2 separate regions of the Mus musculus genome follow, and region 2 is linked to region 1. The links are chromatin loops, found by intact Hi-C in ENCODE. Cell type or tissue: heart. All regions are shown on one strand. Each heading gives the region's core, and the rest is flanking DNA. Links, peaks and the distances in the headings are about the cores only.

Region 1 (10,333 bases), core at 3,820-7,819:
TGCTCTGGACAATTCCCTCAGAAATTCCTGCCAAGCTCTGCAGTCCAGAAATGCTGCCCTCTTTGTCCACACAGGCCAGTTCTGTCTGACAGTTGCCTGGGATGATATGTCTGCAAACGTGGCCCTGACCCTTGTAAACTAGTTACCTTTGCGAAATGGCAAGCAGAAAGGCTCTCTGAGCAAAACCTGTGGATACCTCCCAGTGATCTGAATTAACCCATTTCTAAGGAGATCAGCATTGGACAAAGGGTCTCGGGGAATCCTGGCCTGACGAGGTAACAGTCTGATGAGAGTTTTCTTGGAGGTCAACCTACTAGAACAAGAAGAGTTTCATCCAACTGTTCATTGACATGAGTGTTGCCAGTCCCTATACCCGGCTCACCTCATACCTTTAACTGTGAATACATGAACGTGTGTGCCTTACTTCTTGCTGTGTAACTTTTGGCTTTGTGCTTATCGTCTGGTAAGCCTCCTGAAGGAGCTGTGCAGCCAACTTTCCTTATCGTGAACTACTACTTTTTTTTTTTTTCGTTTATTTCATCACCTTTAAATTTTTTTTTTAATTTTGTTTTTATTGGAGACATAGCCTGGTTATGCAGCCCTGACTGGCCTGCAATGTCCAATTTAGATCAGTCTGGACTTAATCTTGGGGTCAGCGCCCTGCCCTTGCATGTAGCACGCTTGCCTGGTCAGCACTAAGAATTTTTAAAGCACAGCTTTAAAAGCTGTATCTCCCAATGTTTCTTTCACATTTTTTTTCTTGTCTTCTTCCACCCTTGTCCCTTGCTTCCTTACATTGCCTACACCAAAACTGACCCGAAAAGATGTCCAGAGGTTGCCAAGGAGCTAGTAGGGTTTGTTTGTTTGTTTGTTTGTTTGTTTGTTACTTTGTATCACCAGTAGAGTGGGTGGAGCTGCTTGCCTGAGTGGAAGACCACAGCTAGAAGGCAGCTGAAGAGTTCACGAGAAAGACTGGGAGCTGAGACTGCAGAAGCTGGGAAGAGCTGTAGGCCTGGACTCCGCAAGAGTTCAAGAGACACACCAACAACTACCATTTCTGGCTAGCCAAGAACGCCTGGGAGAGGCAGAGAGCCGAAGGCCCTTAGCATTTGAGGCTTGAGCTGTAAATTCAAGAGCCCAGGGCTAGTGTTACTCAATGTTTGCAGTGAAACTCCAAGGAAACAATCGACATAGTCCTGATTTGTATCTAAATAGAGCAGAAGGACCCTGGGCTGATGAGTAACAGCAACAAGAGATACAAGACAAACTTGAGGGCGGTGCTAGGTGAGGACAGGACTTTGAGCCCTCAGAAGAGGTGTATTTGGTGTAAAGACAACCCTCTTTTAAAGGCAGCCTTCGTTTAAGCCACTCCAACCATCCATGGTGTGTGTGTGTGTGTGTGTGTGTGTGTGTGTGTGTGTGTGTTTTCGAGACAGGGGACAGGGTTTCTCTGTGTAGCCCTGGCTGTCCTGGAACTCACTCTGTACACCAGGCTGGCCTCCAGCTCAGAAATCTGCCTGCCTCTGCCTCCCAAGTGCTGGGATTAAAGGTGTGGGCCACCATCGCCTGGCTGTGTGTGTGTTATAAAGGAAGTTACCTTGATACTCAGAGAAGCAAGGAAAACTCTAAGACAAACAACTATAATTTTACATGTAAATTCAGCCTTAGGATGGTTACAAATAAATGAATAACCAAAAGAAAAAAAAAAAAAAAGACAAACAAAAAACCCGGCAAAGAATTGTGTCAGACTTGGGAAGGTCTGGCAGGACAAACACAATCCTAAAAGAAGCCACCTTCAGTACAGGCCTCTGAGGATTAACATACTTTCCAAGGAACAGCAGCCACTTACAGTAAAATAATAAAACAATTGAAGTCACTACGGATACATGGAAATATGGTACTGTACGTGAGAGTAAGCAGAAGTAACAAAAGAAATGGACTCAAAAAACTTCCAATATTGGATTTTCAACATAGGATAATATTGTGGTTAGGGAAATGAGATGCCTTTGGAGGTGGTGTCTCATTTCCTGTTTTTCCTGTTTATTTCCTGGTTCAAAGGCTCTCATTCTGCTGATGTTTAATGTCCTTAGCTGAGGCCAATGCTAAACTCTGTGTCTGTCTAAGGCACTGCTGTTCAAAGCTCAGTGTTCAACACCGCTCAAAACCAGACCACTAGTTATCTCAGAAGCTAGTATATGTTATCCTGATGCTCTCATGGGCTTAAGTGAGGTATATGGCAGTGTTATATTACATATAAGGGATATGTTCTAGCGTTTCAACTGATCTTTGAGCTCTCAAAACTCTTTAATAGTTCTTTTCTTGAAATAGTTGTCTAATTAGATTCGATTGAATACCATTGTCACCTTGCTATAGAGTCATTCATGATATTCAAATGTTTGCAAAAGTCTGATATTCAGAGTTTCGTATTGTTCTCAAGTCTCTACAAAACCTTCAATTGGGTCAGCGTCCTCACTCTGCCTTGTAAGAGCCATGTTAGGTTCTAATTTGTACGTACATTTGTTTCCCTTCTTCTGGCCTTCTCTCTCTTTCTTTAGTTCCTGAGATGTTTTCTTACATTGTGTCTGGATGGCAGCAAGTTCTTCACTGACTGTGAGTGCTGAGAGGAGATATGTGGTGAGCTAGAGCCTTGACTACTAATGCCAGGCATTGTTTCAGGTACACAATTGAAAGAAAAAAAATGTAACTGTGAACGTTGCTGTGAAAATGTGCATATTAACATATGATTCATATATTTTCCTATGTTGTGATGTGAGAAAAGCAAATTAAATGAGAAGGGTTCATTTTATCTCACCATTTAAGGTTCAGTCCATCATTTCAGGGTAACCAGGGAAACAAGACCAGGAAGTAGCTGGTCGGACCACATCCGCAGTCAGGAAACAGAAAGAGATGAGTGCATGCCAGAGCCCAGCTTGCTCTCCTCATTTTATACAGTCTAGGATCCCTGTTCAGCAAATGCTTCCACTTACAATTAAGACTGGTCCTCCCACACCAATTAACTTAACCAAGCTAATCCCTGAGAAGCTAATTGCCCAAGTGACTTGAGATCCTGGGAAGCCAATAAGTAACGACCTAATACAATATACAAACACACAAACACACACACACATGTGCGCACCCCACCCCCCTTTGTTAATTGAAATAGATAATAAGCTCTAAGAAAATAGGATTGTCTTGAGATGTATGTATGTATATATATATATATATATATATATATATATATATATATATATATATATACATAAATATGAATGATCTGGAAGATGGCTCTGTGGGTAAGAATGTGTTCTGTGCAAGCATGGCAACTTCAATTTGAACCCGTAGTATCTGTATCAAATAGCCAATCTGGGGAGGTCTGTAACTACATTACTAGGAGTTACAGATAAGTAAATACTGGAAGGTCCTTAGCAGCCAGCAGGACCTAATATGTTCTGGTAAGTGAGAGATCCTGTTCAAATAGAATAAGGCAGAGAGAGAGAGAGAGAGAGAGAGAGAGAGAGAGAGAGAGAGAGAGAGAGAGAGAGAAAGAGAGACCCTCAGTGATAGGGATGTGCACCTGCACACTTCCATGCATGCAACATATGTACACTGCACACACCACACAGTGCACCCTCACACATAGGCACATACAATACTCTTATACTCTAATTGCTGCTTGACAACGATCGTTCATGTTAAGTGACTAGTGCATACAGTTGGACAAAGAGCACACATATTAATTTTTTACTGAAATTTTGGAGCAAAAGATATCAAGTCACCAGTGATGTGTTTATAAAAAGATAAAGAGGGGGGGCATATGTTCTATGGAGATGTAGTTGGGTATGGGGGGGAGGGGTGCCTTGGCAGGTCCGTGCTGAGGCATCCCTTCCCCATGAGGGACCAGCCACATGACCGTACAGTATAGAATAGAGTTTATTAAGGGTATGGGGAGAGGAGTTAAGAGGGTAGTAGAGGCAGAAAAAGGCAGAGAGAGAGAGAGAGAGAAAGAGAGAGAGAGAGGAAGAAGAGGAAGAAGAGAAAGAGGAAGAAGGAAGAAGGAAGAAGGAAGAAGGAAGAAGGAAGAAGGAAGAAGGAAGAAGGAAGAAGAAGAAGAAGAAGAAGAAGAAGAAGAAGAAGAAGAAGAAGAAGAAGAAGAAGAAGAAGAAGGAAGAAGAAAGAAGAAGGAGAAAAGAGTAGAGGCTGGCTATGAGCACATAGAGAAAGAGAGAGGACAGGAATGGGCAGAGGGCAGGAGCAGGAAGGGAAGAGCAAGAGCAAGAGCAAGAGCAAGAGCAAGAGCAAGAGAGAAGCAAGAGAGCAAGAGAGGAACAAGAGTACAAGAGAATGAGGAGGGAGCAAGCAGCCCCTTTTATAGTGAGTTGGCATACCTGACTGTTTCCAAGTAACTATGGGGTGGAGTTTAGACAAAACGCTAACAACTAGTCTCTAATTGTGTATGCTAAAGATGGTTGGAGACTTGATGATAACATGCTTGCCATTAACCTTTATTGATCATCTATTATACTGTAGTTGCTATGAGTCCAGATGAAAGGGCTTCAAATACAATAAACAACAACAACAACAACAAAATCACTGTTTGATAGGACCTCACAAGCTAGGGAAGCAGTGGCAAACCATAACCTCTCATGATAAAGTGCAGAGTGGAATAATCTATGAGAATATAAAAACAGGGCTAGGGGCTAGACAAAAGGCTCTGTGGTCAGGAGCACTTGTTGCTCTTGCAGAAGACCCAGGTTCAGTTCCCTGCCCCCATATCAGATGGTTTACAACCTCCAGTAACTCTGGTTTAAGGGAGGTCTGACTTTTTTCTTCTGGCATCCAGGTGGTATCTATGACAGGCATTCACATACAAATATAGAAAACAGTGACATCATCATCAACAACAACAAAATCTTTAGGACAAGCAAACAATTGATCAAATTTCTCAAAAACCAAAGTAACAGGGTCAACACAATTGCCTGAGTATCAAGGAGGAGAGAGGTGTCCAGGTTCACACAGAGGTCTTTGAAAGGGTGGGTGAGTCTGAGGTATGACAGGAGCTGGGGGCAAGGGCAAGGGCATCCCAGATCTGGAAAACACTAGGCAGAGAGGCTCGAGGTTGGGCAAGAACACTGCACACTTAGGACTGTGGGAAGTGGTTTGACACCCGACGGAAATCCAGGCAAGTTCAAGCATTGGATTAGACCAAGGACAGGGAAGAGTGCTCCAGGCCCACAGCCTTAAGAAAATGCGGAAGGAACTAAGGGAACATTCCCTACATATTTCCATTTTTACCCATTCTCATCTCTGTGTTTCCTTCCAATGAGTGCCAGAGTGGAGGTCTCCCTCTTCCTCCCCAGCAAAGCTTCTAACTAGCCCACATTCTTTTACCTAAGAGGCAGCTTGGCATCCCACCAGAGAGGTGACCCCCGGACCAGGAATGGAAGGAATCTCTTGCAGGCACAGTCAAGAGGAATCTTTTAAGTGCTCAGCAGGGTGAATTCAACTTCTCTCACTTTAAGTTTCTGACTAATATACTTTCTAAGTTTTTTTTGGTGAACTAAAATGAAAGGAACGACTTCTGGCCTTCATAGAGAAACTGTGCATAGCCACATAGAGAAACTATCCACTACCCACATAGAGAAACAAACACTGTCCTGAATAGTTAACCCCCACAGTGCAAAGAATAGCTTCCTTTAGTCGTTTACATGGCTGTGGACCATGCTTACTGACTACAACCACCAGAAACTTACAATAATGCTTACTTAATAACAGTCCAGGCATGGTCATAAGACTCAGGAAACAGCTGCTTATCTAGTGTCACCAGGGCTGCAGCTAAGGGGAACACACGCTTGTGTGCCTGGCGCTTACATTAGTTGTCACTGTGAGAAGGAAACACATACTACCAGAGCCACAAAATTTTACAATGAGAAGGGACTCAAATTATACCTGTGACTCTTTCTTTCTTTCTTTCTTTCTTTCTTTCTTTCTTTCTTTCTTTCTTTCTTTCTTTCTTTCTTTCTTCCTTTCTTTTTTTTTAAAGCTACACTATGCTTTATAAAAGCCATCATGCATACCCTGTCTTGACAGTCTAACTATTGTTCTGAAAGACTTTTACTCACTGTCTTTTTGGACTGTCAGGTCTAAAAGAAACCCACTTGAAACGTGGACATCATCAGATAGCACATAGACAATAAAGCCACCCACCGGTGTGCGGCTTATACTAACACTGGCATAAACCTATGGGGACATTTCCTAGGGGCTGATTATAAAGGATAGCAATTTGAATGTCATTAACACACATTCATTGTTCCTGCACTGAAAGTCCAGCCTGTTTACCACTGTAAAAGCTTTGTATGGTAAATGGAAAGAAAAAGATGACAGCATATATCACCTGAGACATGCCCGAACAGCATTCCCATGAATCCCTCGGCCATGGGAAAAACAACTCCCAACAGGCCACCCTCAGTCTTCACAGGGTGTAAATTAGGTTCCGCTGACAGCAGGCTTGGGATACCTTTCTGCATCCAAGACCTTTCACCATGCCAAAGTCAACAGGGGTGCTTTCAGACAATATGAAGTCCTGAAGCTGCCCTTGAAACCCTCTCTGTCACAGCCCACAGGAGTGCCAACAGGGAAATCTTTTAAATTCCTGGGACAGTTTTCAATGGGCATAAAGAAGTTCTTTGTCACTCCAAGTGAGTCCCAAAGTGCTTTCCTAGGTCAGGTAGATGTTGGTTTGTGTTCATGAAACAGTGAACTCTTGCTATGTGAGAATCTACAAGAGCACTGTTTAGTATACTGTTAAATGGGGGGGGGGGATTGTTTTTCTCATTACTAGAAAATTTGTAGTTAGGCATTTTATGACTGGTTAGGCATGTCTTGTAAATGGCAAATGCACAGGGTATGCATTGGCTATGGCTTCGGCCGGTGTTTATATGATCTCTTGGATTAGCTTGGCTACTGTGAACACAGCAGTAAGCAAAGACCATGCCAGTCTCGGGGAAATACCTACCCCTCCTGCCCCTGACCTCTGTCAGGTGAGTCTTCACTGGTTCAAAAGGACCACTTCTGAGGCTGGGGTTGTTTTTGTCTGGCAGGGCATGAACAACTGGTTTACCTAAGACCTTAGGAAGCCTCTGCCGACACCACTGGGTGTGACAGGGGAAAGCAGTGCCAACCCCTTTTATAACTGTCCTTGGACAGCCTGCTTTAGCTGGGGGAATTTAGGGGCAGGCTTCTCTTTATCTCTTTAATAATTATTGCAAACTTCCATCTGTATGGCTTTAAAAATATTTACAACTTACCAAAGAATTATAAAGCAAACACTCAGGTGATAACCATTGCCCTGTGTCCTGTGAGGGCCTGCTCTGTAGGCCTTGGGGTAACCACAATCCTGACCAGGAGAGATAGCATCTACTGGGGTTTCGGCGTCATCACTTTCCTGATATATAACTCTGAGGAAAATTCATCGGCTCCTCTCTTACTTCTTTTAAACTTTATATAAACAGAAGCCTCTTGTGTCTATTATTGTGTGTTCTCCTGTTCTATATTATGCTTGGAAGATCTGTGTGGTTCTGCCTAGCTTAGTTCATATATTTTATTTGTTGGATATCACAGACTTGAGCAAGTCTCTTACAATGTCATTGCTCAGTCTATGGCTGACCAGCTCCTGGCCTGTTTGTAGTTGAGCAGGGCTGCCTTCTGTATCCCACATCTATGTCTCTGGTTGCACATGTGTCTTTTGAGAGGGGATGCTTACGAGTCAAATCTCTAGGTCACAGGGTTCATCGAACATCCCGGTTTATCAAATGATGTCGAAATGCTTTCCAGTATGGTCTTTACCAATTTATACTCCCACAAGCAGTGTACGAAATATCCTGTTCTCCACATCCTTGCCAGACCTTCATGTAGTCAGACTGCAGTTTTTGCCAATGAGGTGGGTGTGCAATGGTATCTCTACCGGTTTAATGCATATTTTCGTTATTACGAATAAGGCTGAGCATCTTTTCATGTTTATTGGCAATTTGAATTTCCTCTTTGGTGAAGCGGTAGTCCCAGTCTCTTTCTCTTTTTTATAACTGACTCTTATTGATAGGTGGGTGTTTTTGATTTTTGTTTCTGTTTTTCCTGGTATTTTCCTGATTTTTTGTTTCTGTTTTTTCTCTGTATTGTGGACAGTGTTGATGACGTGGGATATTTTCTGTTCTGCCCTTCTTACAGCACCTCATGATAATTGGAAGTTCTTTATTGAATGTATTTGTATTGCCAAACATTTTACGTCTTCTTTAATCCACCTGGAATAGGTTTGTATACAGGTCAAGGAAGGAATCCGTTTTCAAATGAGAAGCCCTGTTCACTTTAAGAGCAAGCTATCTAAAACTGGGACAATACAGAGGTGATTGCCGCGGTCCCTGTGATGAGAAGGACACACAGAACAGAAGCAGGCAAATTACTAAGTACCTTTTTAAAAAAGAAGGATTAAAAAAAATCAAATGGTTTATATTTTCCTCTCTGTTACAGATATGAAGTCTGCTTCTATTAAGAGGCAAATAGATCCCACGGGTTTTGTTTAGAGACTAAAGAATATTTTTTTTTCTGTTAATTTCCTTAAGAGGTAAGAATACATGTGTGTCATTGGCTTTGCCTAGGAAATACCCGCAGTGGTACGCTGTACAAGGGCAGAATACGCACTTGGACACATTTCACAAACTGTCATAAATTCATGGACTGGTTTTGGAAAGCAACACAGGAAACAGTTATAGTGGCTACCTGTAGGGAATATATTTAAACATTCTGCCTCTGGGAAACGAATACAATGTTTAAGGTAAGTTGCCATAGTCTTTATTGGATAAAAGGAGTCAGACATCCAAAATTTATTGCACATGTTCTCCCAAGAACCCATCCATCAAATAGATGTTCTGATTCCAATTATTTAACATGTGCTTATTCTTTCTATAATCACAAGATACTCACTGCTTAAGGAGTTCAAAGATTATCATAAAACACTGAGTTACAGGATACACAGTCCATAAGTAAGCTACAGGACTTGAATGCCTAACACCACTGCCAACTTCATGATTCTGATAAAAGCTATGGTGGCCATCTTGGAGGCCTGTCCTTGTCTGAAGGGAAACGGAGGGAAAGGAGCGGTGGTGAGGAACTGGGAGAACTGGAGGAAGGGAAGGCTGTGGTTGGGGTGTCTTGAATGAGAGAAGAAACCTATTTTCAATGAAAAGAAAGAAGGAAGGAAAGAGGGAGATAGAGAGAGACACAGACAGACAGACAGACAGACAGACAGAGCTGTTTTTCTGGTGGTACACACTTTTAATCCCAGAACTCAGGAGACAAAGGCAGAAGGAAGTCTGAGTTCAAGGCCAGATTGATCTATATAGTGAATTCCAGGCCAACCAGGGCTACATAGTGAGACCCTATCTAAAAAAGAAACAAACAGAAACAGTTCTAGAGGTATGGGCATCTTTCCAATGGGCAATGTCAGAAGATGAAAAGGACAGATGTTTTCTTCCTGTTGCCTCTCTTCCTTTAACACATAAATTGGTTTATTTAAGGTTTAATGAATCATAGAAAACAGCAAGTTACTTTAGTATACTTAGGACAAAAAGTCATATGTATATACATACATATATACATATTAAATATAAGTATACAATAGAAATATATTTATAAATATATATAAGTATATAAATAAAAAGTTAAAATTGGTGGCCTGAGTAGATAAGACAGGTAAGAGTACTTGTTTTACAAACATGAGTGCCAGAGCCCTTATGCTTAGAATCCACGTAAAATTCAAGCATGGCTATAGATGCTACAACTCCCTGTGGGCAGGAAACTCTTGATCCCTGGAGTTTGCTGGCCTCTCAAACCTGGAACAAATGGCTAACTGAGATGTCTGTTTATCATATCGAAGCAGACCTGGATGCCATGTTCTCCCAACATCCCTCAGCCCTTACTTGTTACAGGGTATGGTTGGCATACCCAGGTCTTTCCCCTAAACTCTCAAGCCTAGGAGCTTTCCCCTTGCCGTCCTTCCCTATATAATGCAGCCACCTTGGTTAGCCGGCTGTTTGTTTTGTCTACCCTTTACCTTTAGCCTCTCGGTCTCTTGGTCTCTGCTCTCCTCTCTTCCCCGGCTCCACTCCTCACATTGTCTAGCTCAGGATCATTTCCACTCTGGACCCTTCAAGATGCCTCTAGCCATGCTCTCCCTCATATCTACCATAAATCTCCTCCACCATCCCTAGGAGTGGTCATGTCTCTCCCTAACTAAAACGTTAAAAGTTAACAGGGGCCGCTTATCTATAGGCAAGTCATAAGA
Region 2 (10,333 bases), core at 3,914-7,913, 58 kb before region 1:
TTGCTCAAGAAAGGACTGGGTAATTTCTTTCTGTTTTCTGACTGTGAACACAAAGTGACCAGCTGCCCCCCACCCCTGTCATTAATTTTCTGTCACAATAGGCAATTTGGAAAAAAAAAAGATATTTTTAAAGAGGAAGAATTACAACAATTGCTAACTCAAAACGGCCTGGGAGCTGCCAAGGCACTCTTTATGGAAGTTGATTTTCACAGATACAAGTAGGCAAAGAGAAGCAGAGATACCAGAAAGCTAAATCTGCCCTCTACAAATTACTCATAAGCTATTTGTCATTCAGAAAGAAAGAAGAAAAAAGGCTCATCTGGTTTCCCCACTCCTTTATCCTGTTGGCTTTCCTCTGCAGAAGAAGCGACAACAAACCTTTTTGGAAATCCTGCTTAAGCACGGAAACCAGGCTATAAGCTTCTAAAAAGCCTTAGTCACCAGCAGGACTCCAATGCCATAGTGCTCAAATCTTTGGTTATACACAAATGAGCCAACAGATTCTCCCAGCTTCTTTTTTCTCCTCTCCTCACCACACCCCCAATTCAAAAACTCTAAGAACTTCCCCACTGTAAACACACCCTAAGGTTCTCAGAGGTTCAACACTTCAGGAAATAAAACCACCCAGAGTTTCTGTTAAACACTGTCATGGTCCATTTACAAATGGGAGAAGTTGGACAAGCTGCGCCAGGTTAGAGTGGGTTCAGAATCTGTGTCTGCGCTTTAATTCATTCACGACACCTGGCGTGCCGGCACAGAAGAACCTTGACCTTCAATGTAGTTAAAAGTATATATGTCTGGGGTCACGTTTCCCTCCCAATGCCTTTCTTCTCACTTTATGCCATTAGAATCATTGAGTTTTGATAGTCAATGTGGATTTGATGTGAGAGGCTGGCTCACAAAATCTTGCCCTAGGTCTTTCTTTCCCAGTACTCCGTAATAAAGATGTTTGCAAAAAGATGTGCAACTCGTACTCCACACCATTCTGTTCTCTGGAGAGGTGATGCCCATGCTCAAGATAAGTGATAAGAAAAAGAAACTTCTGGGAGAGAACTTTTATGTAAATTGGAAAATTCCAGCCTGTGCCCTGGGAACAGTGTCTGGGTAGTGAGAATCTGTCCCCGTTCATACTGAGAAAGATGGAGTATTCATAATGGCTAGGAGAAAGCCTTTAGACCACAGGGGTGGAAACCATGTGTGATTTAAGAATAAATAATGTTTCTTACACATTTTCTTTCACTTTTGATTGCATAACCCAGAGGTCATTGCAAGACAAAGAACCACTGAGCATCATTCTTAGAGCTGTAAGCTCCTCTGCTCCTGCTAGGTGTGAACACTGTGAATGTAAGGAGTGTGGTGTCCATCCTCCCTTGACATCCAGCCAGGGACTGCAGCAGATGTCCATCACCGTCACGGATGACAATGGACATTTCTGGCTTCAGCTCCTCTGAGCTCATGAGGCACAAGGAAGAGGGTCTTGGACTGGAGTGGAGAATTTTTGCCAATTTTACAGGAAAGACAAAGTTTTGAATCAGAGCCCTGAGTATTCCCAAAATTTACTCATTTTCCCCCTCTGATGGAAATCAGGTCAGGATCCGAGGTGAGAGAGGTGAATATATTAATTCTGAATAAGTAATTCTACATAGTATTATTTACATAACATGTATTACCAAATATTATAACTAGATGCAATATAAAACCACGGAGGCCTCTATTCAGTTTCGATTAAAATTCTTCTGTAACTTCTCAATGCTAGTGTCTCACTAATCATCCTTTTGTTTAAATTACAGATTCCCCAGTCTATGGCTTTCTATCATGGGTATCCTCCCTGAGAGCTATACCCACAGCAGCTCGGTTTCCATAGCACTGCCTCATCATTGCTGAGTGTAAAAGGTACAAAAATCGCAATCTTGGGAAACTTCATTTACACAATTAATATGTAAGTCACAAATACAACCACATATATGTATGAAAATTCTATAATGAAACCCATCAGTTTGTATGTTAACTTACAAATAATTTAACTTACAAATAAATTTCACAAAGAACAAGAAAAATAATAAGCCAAACGAGATCATATTACTTGGCCTTAAGGGGGTTATGAGTTTGAAGATAATTATGAATTTAAATACATTTTCCTAAGAAGGGGAGAAAGAATAGGGATAAAGACATGGGCTTTGTACAACATACCACACATAAGAGAATGGTAAAATGAAGTTAAAAATGACCTCTTCTTGGGAATGAGTATGTGTGTTTAACGTGTTTGCCAAACAGCATTTGTAGAGACTACAATGACCCATTCTTTGATCTTTAATTCATTCTGAGATTTTTGTAAATTTTGTTGACTCCAGACAGGGCCAGAGCTGAGCACAGTTAACTTACACAGGATGGCTCAAGGGAGAAGTGGCCTGGCCGAGCTCAGCACACAGCTTGAGTTACTTTTAGAGTTTTCTCCCTTGTACTTAAAATAAGAAGCACGTTTGGCTTCACAGCATAAAGACAGTAGCCTTGTGTCTCAATTCATAACGTTCATCTCTATTTAAAGTCATTCACTGATATGAGAGGGGTGGGGTGGGGAGCGCAATTACTGCCCAATTCACAATCCTCTTGGGCACTTCTGGGAAACTCTAAGCATAGCTTCAACTCTCCTGTAACAAAAGGAATAAGGACCAAGAGGTCAGGGAACTGTAGCCCATCAGTATGGATGAAACTGCTCATCAAAGCTGAATCCTGCAGCAGGCTCCCAGGAGACAGACAGTTTTCATCTAGATCTGGGCAGTTTCAACTCTCCACAGGAGGGAGTGGCCAGTTGGACTCAGGGAAGGGTTCTTAGTCGGCTCCAATACATTTACCTCCCTCACCAAGGGATCAGGGTTTGTAACCAGGCAGACTATACGAGATGCGGATGGGCTTTGATGATGCCGGCGGTCCTAGGATGCCTGATGAATCAAACCCCGTGGAACACTGGTGCTCAGCCTCTTTGTGGGAGGAATGTAAGGAGGCAGGCATCACAGTGAAATGCCTGACATGATTTTCATTTCTCCTGCTTCAAAGGCTGGTGAGAGCAGCAGGAAGATATTAGCTGTTGATTCTTATAAAAACTATGCTAATTTAGTGGACATTAAAGGAGCATGAACTGTTCCCAATTGGAACTGCATGCTATTAACTCATAACATAGGCAAAGTACGCTTTTGAACAAGTCTGTTTGCTAACCTTTTTGGTCAATGCTTGGGGCAGAATCAGTGATCTCATGTCTCATTGGAACACCAAAGAAAACCCCCTGTGAGACACATGTGGAGAACCTCTCAGATCTTCAGCATAAAATTTCCAAGCATTTTTGAAGAACTGGGGTGGGAGGGAGCATAATTAACTTGCCATCTGACAACAAAACAAAGAACTTGGCATATTTTAAGGTTTGGGGATGGTTAATAGTTCTTGAGTTTTCCATTGTAGAAGCTTCTACTGTGTCTTCCGTGATTTCCATTTCAGCTCCTCTGAGTAGATCTAGAACAGTGATGTGCTGTCAGTGTTTGTAAGAATGGCTTACTACTGGGGGCCAAGGGTCACATGTTCTCAAAACAAATCATCATTACTTGCTCACTCGAACGTCTTTACAAAACACCAATTCTCCCACTTCTCTAGGCTCCCTTTGAAACATCTTCTCCGCAGTGCCTTCGCCACTACTCACAGACCAACTACTAAATAAATATTTGCTGAATTTAATTAAAGTCTCCACGTGGACCTGTTCCACTGAGCTGAATGGCACTTAGTCACACACAGCTGCCTTTTTCTACAGAAGCAATCTTAGAGGTGAGGCCATCACCACACACATATTTACAAGAACCCAGAGCCAGCGGAGTGAGGAGAAGAGAGGTGCTCCAGTACTTTCACTCTGGCGAGGTGGTGGGCATTTATGTTCTTGACGAGTTTGCTTGTCCTTGCTGGGGCCAATTTTTTAAAAATTTAAGGTGGAAATGCATAATGTAAGACGGGATCCTAGTAAACTTTGATATTCTATAACCTGGCCTGATCAGTCCTTTAGGATTTAGTCACTTTAAAGAAACTCATTGGAAGCGAACAACTGAGGAAACCAGTCCAAGTTTGGCATTTATTAGGATGTATAACACACACACTCAAGGAGTCTCTCTCTCTCTCTCTCTTTTACACACACACACACACACACACACACACACACACACACACACACACACACGAGCAAATGCTTTAAGAAGGGGCAGAATCCTTCAAAGGAGAGCATCACAGCAGAGCCTTATCTAACCCTAAATTCAACACAAAAGCCAAGTCAGTGTTCCCTGCTTCTAGGCTGCCTACTCCTTGGGTTTGGGGTCTAAGCTCGGCTGTGATGCTTGCCACTGGAAGGACTCTGTGACTTAGCAGTATCCAAGTGGCTCAGTAGCCACCATTCTTTAGTAATTTTCACCCCTCTTCACATCACAACCCTGATTTGGTAAATCTTTCAGAAGTTCATGTATGTGGTTGTGCTACATAGAAAGGTCATGCTATGTCCCTTGGCAGTCTTGTGGTCCCACTGTCTTTCTGGTCTATCTGTGGTAAGTGACTCACCCACCCTTCCTTGATGCACACTTGTCTCCTGGGGTCACCAACACAACCATCTTTAGCTTTCTGTTTCTAAACCTGGCTTTTTACACTCCCTCCCCCTGTTCTTTCCTGTGCTCTCTAAACCTGGGTATCTTTTCAAGATTTAAGGGGTTTCCTAACACTGCAACAAGCCACAAACAGGTTGGGCTGCATCCACAGCTGTACTGGGATGCATATGAACAAAGACCATGGGTGGGACATGGACTTTCTTCAAGCTCTTGTTTGTATGGACCCTGCCTCTCCCTCACTCCCTAACCTCTGACTTGGAAGGCACTTCTGGGTCCCACTTCCACATAACTTCTAACATAGCATGAGTCTCTTTCACCTTAATCTAATTTCTCCTAACAGCATCTGACAGTCGATGCCAAAGAGTCCTAAAAAGCCGGTATAAATAATTTGTGGCTACACTCTTTTCAGTCTCCCAAATTAGTCTCTTCCCTGCCCCTCCTTTCCTGGCCTTTCTTGTGCATTTCTCTTTGTGGAGTCTTGCCTCTGCCTGCTTCTCTCAACCTACTGAGGTGGCCTTTAGTCTTTGGTGCCCATTTTCAAAGCCCTGCCTCCTTGCAGCCTCACCCAACACTGTCCCCATGTTCTTTTTCCCTTCTGCCAGCTGCCCCAGGGCACAGTCAAGAGGGCCATCAGTGGCATGCCCCATCCAGCAGGCAGGTCTCCCAGGGCCAGGTCTGTGTTCTTTTTGACTTCCTTATCATGACAGTGGTTTAGACTCAAATGTCATTAAATCCCCGTGTAGAGACATACTTTGATAAGAAATGTAGGAAAAAGGAAATTATGTCCTATAATAAGGATAGGAATTTATATATTCATGAAAATGCAATGTAAGTATGTACGTTGGTATTTTTGGTAACAACGGTAGTTACAGTTTGGCTTTCTAGTGTCCAAAATAAGAAACTTCCATTCCCAAAGTAGTGTGTTTGTGAACCTGGCAACAGAGTTCCTAATTTGGCGTCTGTGAGGCACTCCATCGTGTTCCAAGCAGTGGCAGGCTGTACCGGTGCCCATTTTCCATTTTATTTGGTTATCGGTCAAAAACATATTGTGTTTGTACTTGCTTTGAGAAGTGACTCAGGGATCTTTTTGGGCTTGCTGAAGACTTTAGTTGTCTCTAAGTGACTCTTTTTTCCTTCCGGGGCCCATTTCTCCTTCTATCTCTGAATCAGGAAATAACAATGTTGGTCCCTCAATAGAAAGAGGACATCGTTCCTCTGTGTGTCCATAGCACCAAAGATCTTAAAGATACAGTAGCATGCCCCTAACCAGGAGCAGCTATGACCTCAACTGGGGCTCAAAAGCACTGATGAAGAGGACGGCTGAGATGCAACCCTGCTGCCTGCACTGAGCTGAAGACTGATAGTAATAAAGAACGTGCTGTGGAGGAGTCTCTACGCAGAAAGGAAGCCAAGCACATGGAAAGAAGCCAAGGGTCAGGCCACAGGCAGAAGACAAGGAGGATCGAAGTTTATCACTTTTACTATCTAAATCCTCAGAACTCTCAGAACAGTTTCTTCTCTACATTTCATATACAGATGATTTTCCTCTTGCTCCTTCTCTTTTCTTTTTTCCAGCTTAAAAAAAAGTGACCTCAATGGTCCCCAGAACCCACTTCCTTATTCTAGATATGGAAATGAAAACATAGCTAACTTGACAAAGTTATCAGCTCGTTGGTGACAAAGATGAGACATGAATATGCTGTTAGTGAGAATACTGAAAGGTAACCTAGTAGCAGTGCCCAAGGCTGATGCCTCAATCGATGGAGATGTGCGTACTCTGAATAAAGAAACAATCATGTTCGGAGTTGTTGAAAGAGTTCATCTCTGGAAAGTAAGACTAAAGTGAACTGCAGGCGGAAACATTTTATATTTACAGTTTATAATTTTATATGCTGTTTGAATTTTAAAAATCATGTGCGTATAAAAAAACTACGGTTAAAATGCTTTCAAATGGCTAGGAAGAGAGCTTAGACTGTAAAGAGTTTGCTGTACAAACAAGAAGACCCGGTATTCATCCCCAGAACTATGTACAAAGTTAACCAGAGTGTCACAAACTTGGAACCCTGATACTACAGGGGAGGAGACAGGTTCCCTGGGGTTCCATGGCCAGCCAGCACAGCCTAATAGGGGGGACCCCAGATCCTTTAAACACACACACAGACACAAAAATATTCACACATATACATGTGTGCACACAGACACACACACACACACATACAGAGAGAGAGAAAGAGGGAGAGAGAAAAAACAACATTTATTGAAGAAAATCAATAAGGGATGAATCATTTATGGGGAAGAAGTTAAACTCGGAAATCCTGGACAAGCGTTTTCTGTTTGAATAATCAGGACAAACTTCCCAATCCATGCTGCAGCAAGAGGAAAGGCAGCTGTTTGAGCCTGGCCAGCCTGATGCCTCCCTATCCGGTTGTCACGGGCTCTGGCTTCCTGTGGGGCATGGATGGGGGCTCCGCTGACATGGCTGCTAGTTCTGTAAGGTGACATTTTCCTGAGACTGTTTCTCTCTCTGCTCCATCTGTGCCTGGTAGGATAACTCTGACCAGTAAGGCAGCAGCTTGGCTGTAGGACTTAGTGTTTGGCACGTTAGAGCAGGAAGCTTGGTAGTAGAAGTGGTGGCTCCAGTTGGGCCAGGCTCTGTTTCACCTACAGTTTTGCTTGTATGGATTTTTTTTCCAGATTTGGCAGGGGACAAAGAAGCAACAGGGAGAGCGTGCTACCTACTGCCTGCGCCCCATTTGCTTCTTGAGGGTCTCGCAGGGTCTCTTATTTCTGAGGTAGTGTTCCCAGAAAGACAACCCTGTTTCTTTCCCAGCAGGAAGATGGTGGGGGAGCTGTCTTTTAATGGGAGCCTTTCCTGCCCTTTTAAATGTCTGCCAAGACAGAGACACTGCAAATTAATGTTTGACTTGCCTTCTAAAATAGTGTTGAGGAGAAGGTAATGTTTTTACCAGCCTGGCCGGGGAGGGCTTGCTCCCATGTGTCCCCCCAAATGGTCTGTCCTGACAAGATGACTCTTCCCTGGGGATTAGGATACCCTCAGCCCTGTTTGCCCTTCACTAAGCTTGCCTGTTTCAAGTGTCAGAGGGCAAACTCTTCCTGGAGCTTTGAAGGTTACATTCTTATTCTGGCACTTGGCTAAGACATGGGTGTGGTCTTGGGACTTATGCTGTGGCTGCTTCATGCTGATCCCCTTAGTGGGCAAACACCCCTGCTCCTTTCAAGAAGCTGTGTGGAGGGGCCCTGGTTCTCATTAATTGAGGGTTGGAAGTCGCTTAGTCTGAGGCTTTGGCTGCAGTCTGCATGTACTGCCTGCTCTCTGATCTAAACTTCAACTCACAAGTCAACTGACTTTTATAGAGAGAACTTTCAGGGCCCCAGAGAATGGATATGGCCTCCAGGGACCACCCAGTTCTCTATTACTTGAACTCACACCAGTTCTTGTATTTACAGGTTCCCCACTGGCTCATGGTGAAGGTCTGAGAGGTCTTCTCCCTTGAGCATCTCCTCGAACGTGTGAGATGAAGGATACTCTGTGCAGTTCAGATATCATCCCTGACACCTCTGGGCCATGGTGCTTCAACTCAGTCTCTCCAGCACTGGCTCAGGCCCAGCCCGAGTGGACATCATGGGCAGCTCTGCGCTGTGTCTATTGCTGGCTCCTTGGACTCTGCCAGGCTGACTTTGTCTATGGCACTGGGTGTTCATGTCAGAATAGGATGTCTGCCGTTTTTCATTTTGTGATGGTCCTTGCAGAAATGGCTGCGTCTGGACCTCTGTCCTTCCTTGCCCGAAAATGCAGCTTCAGAAACAAGACAATGAAGGATGGGAATAGAATCTGTTGTTTCTATCTTGTTTCTTCTAAGGAGTTTAAGAGACCCCAAGTTTACGATCTCTCCCAAAATTAGGGTGGTAAGGGAGGGAAAGAGGATTGACAGGAATCCTCTTTTATAACAATAGGTATATAGTCATTATATATATGTGTATATATACACATACACACATCACACACATGGATATATTCCTAATATATATGTAATTTTTTGTTAGAACCTTGCTCCCCACCAGATGTGGGAGAGAATTAGTCAGCGCTCTTCCCCCATGATGGCGCCCTCATCGGGTTCATTACACTTGGGGATTTCCCAGGCTAAGGCAATGTCAGAGACAACCACATACTGTATATTGTGTACTAGCAGTATACCGTGCACACTGCTAGGGATCTGTGATTTCACTTTCCCTACTCAGAAATACTTGCAAGGGATTTTCACGATGTTCCTGACAGTGTCCCAGTCTGGAGGCACTTGAACCTTCCCTGAGTGACACTGTCTCTGTCCTCTACCACTTCCTATTCTACATGAATCTTGATCACTTCTCTCGGAAGTTTCCAGATTGGCTCGATACTCAGTTGTGTAATCACTGGCTGCCTTGAAACACTTTCAAGATGGCATGAGGGGAAGACTCAGGACATTCTGTTTCAGGAGTCCTGATCTTTATGTCAGCTTACAGTGGCGTTAGAAATGGTTCTTTTGATGGTACTCCTCTGGTTTCTTCTGGAATTTACTATTGAAGGTAAAAATGTAAGAAAGATGAACCTGGAAACTCAGACCTTCGAGGACTGGCTGACCCATAAGAGCTTGAGTAATTTCTCTTTCCCTCAATGCTGGGTTAAGGAAAGTCCCCTCAAAATCCCAGAAGTTTCTGTCTCAAAGAATTTTGCACCACATGAGGTGATACTGTGCTGTTGTCTTAGTAACTAAGAACCCTGGAAACCAAAGAAGAGATTTACTTATTAACTCCCTGTGTTTGAAGTTACCTGGGTGTGGGGAGGGTACTCCTTGGAGGAATTTAATCAACCACAGATATTATTACTATTATTACTACGATTACCAATAGTCATGTAGCCAATACTGAGTACTAACAATAGTTAACTACTAGGAATAGCCTTAATGCGTGTTAACTATGTACCAAACATCAGTATTAAGTTCTTTAGTTCTATAAGCTCATCTGATTTTTATAAAAATGGTAGGAGATGGGCCAATTTGTAATCTTCACTTTAAAAATGAGGACCAACTTAAGCTAAGTTCACATACTGGAAAACAGTGGAGAGAGCTGTCTCAGAACTGTTGTGATATGATGCCCCAAGTCAAAGGGTCATTTTCTCTGCTGCTGAGCATATGCGACACCACTTCAGCCCCAGAGAACCTTTCTCCTCTGTCTGTGTATCACTAGATCTACATGGCAGTGGTGCTCATAACAGATATATATATATATTATATACACACACACATACATACATACCCTGGCTGTGCCCTAAAGGCAACCTACGTATTTAACTAGCTAGGTCTCATGGACTGGACTTTAAAAACTATAATTTTTATTTTCATCAGATGTTCATTCACTTCCACAGTTTCTTCCTTTGGTTTTGACGTCACCAGTCAGCATTAGTTTATTACGCTCACTCTCTACTGACTAGACATCATTTGTATACAGCTGTACCATGGAGATCCCCAAAATGTGGAGAGGTAGGAAGAGACTGATGCACAAAGGTTCTGAGGTCAGATTTTGAAAGTATAATGCAAAGCTCAATGTGGTAAGATCAAAAGAGTCCTGTCACCAGCATGTGACAGGGCGTAAGTCTCTGTACACTTAGTAGTGCTCTTCCCCACCCACCTCTTTGAACAGAATACTTG

What was found. Peaks named below come from ENCODE experiments on the same cell type or tissue, not always from the same donor. Only the 100,000 strongest peaks of a DNase experiment are listed, where the experiment ranks them.
Region 2: a loop joins it to region 1, with 2.1 times the contacts of the local background. A loop is called at or near these places in 1 of 42 quality-filtered maps.

Annotation. Positions count from the first base shown.
Region 1 is chr8:61,610,721-61,621,053 of GRCm38, forward strand. The region is part of intron 10 of Palld (palladin, cytoskeletal associated protein); the gene reads right to left. It overlaps Gm35254 (a long non-coding RNA gene), which reads left to right and starts at 9,749. Exons shown (of 2, transcript XR_001778560.2): 1 at 9,749-10,333. In heart, for the core only: no CTCF peak of the experiment used is centred there; DNase peaks (open chromatin) are centred at 5,821 and 7,141; H3K27ac peaks cover 1,113 bases.
Region 2 is chr8:61,552,629-61,562,961 of GRCm38, forward strand. All of the region lies in intron 10 of Palld (palladin, cytoskeletal associated protein), which reads right to left. Among named protein-coding and RNA genes, the nearest start is that of Gm35254, 63 kb to the right of the region's middle. In heart, for the core only: no CTCF peak of the experiment used is centred there; DNase peaks (open chromatin) are centred at 5,608 and 7,203; H3K27ac peaks cover 616 bases.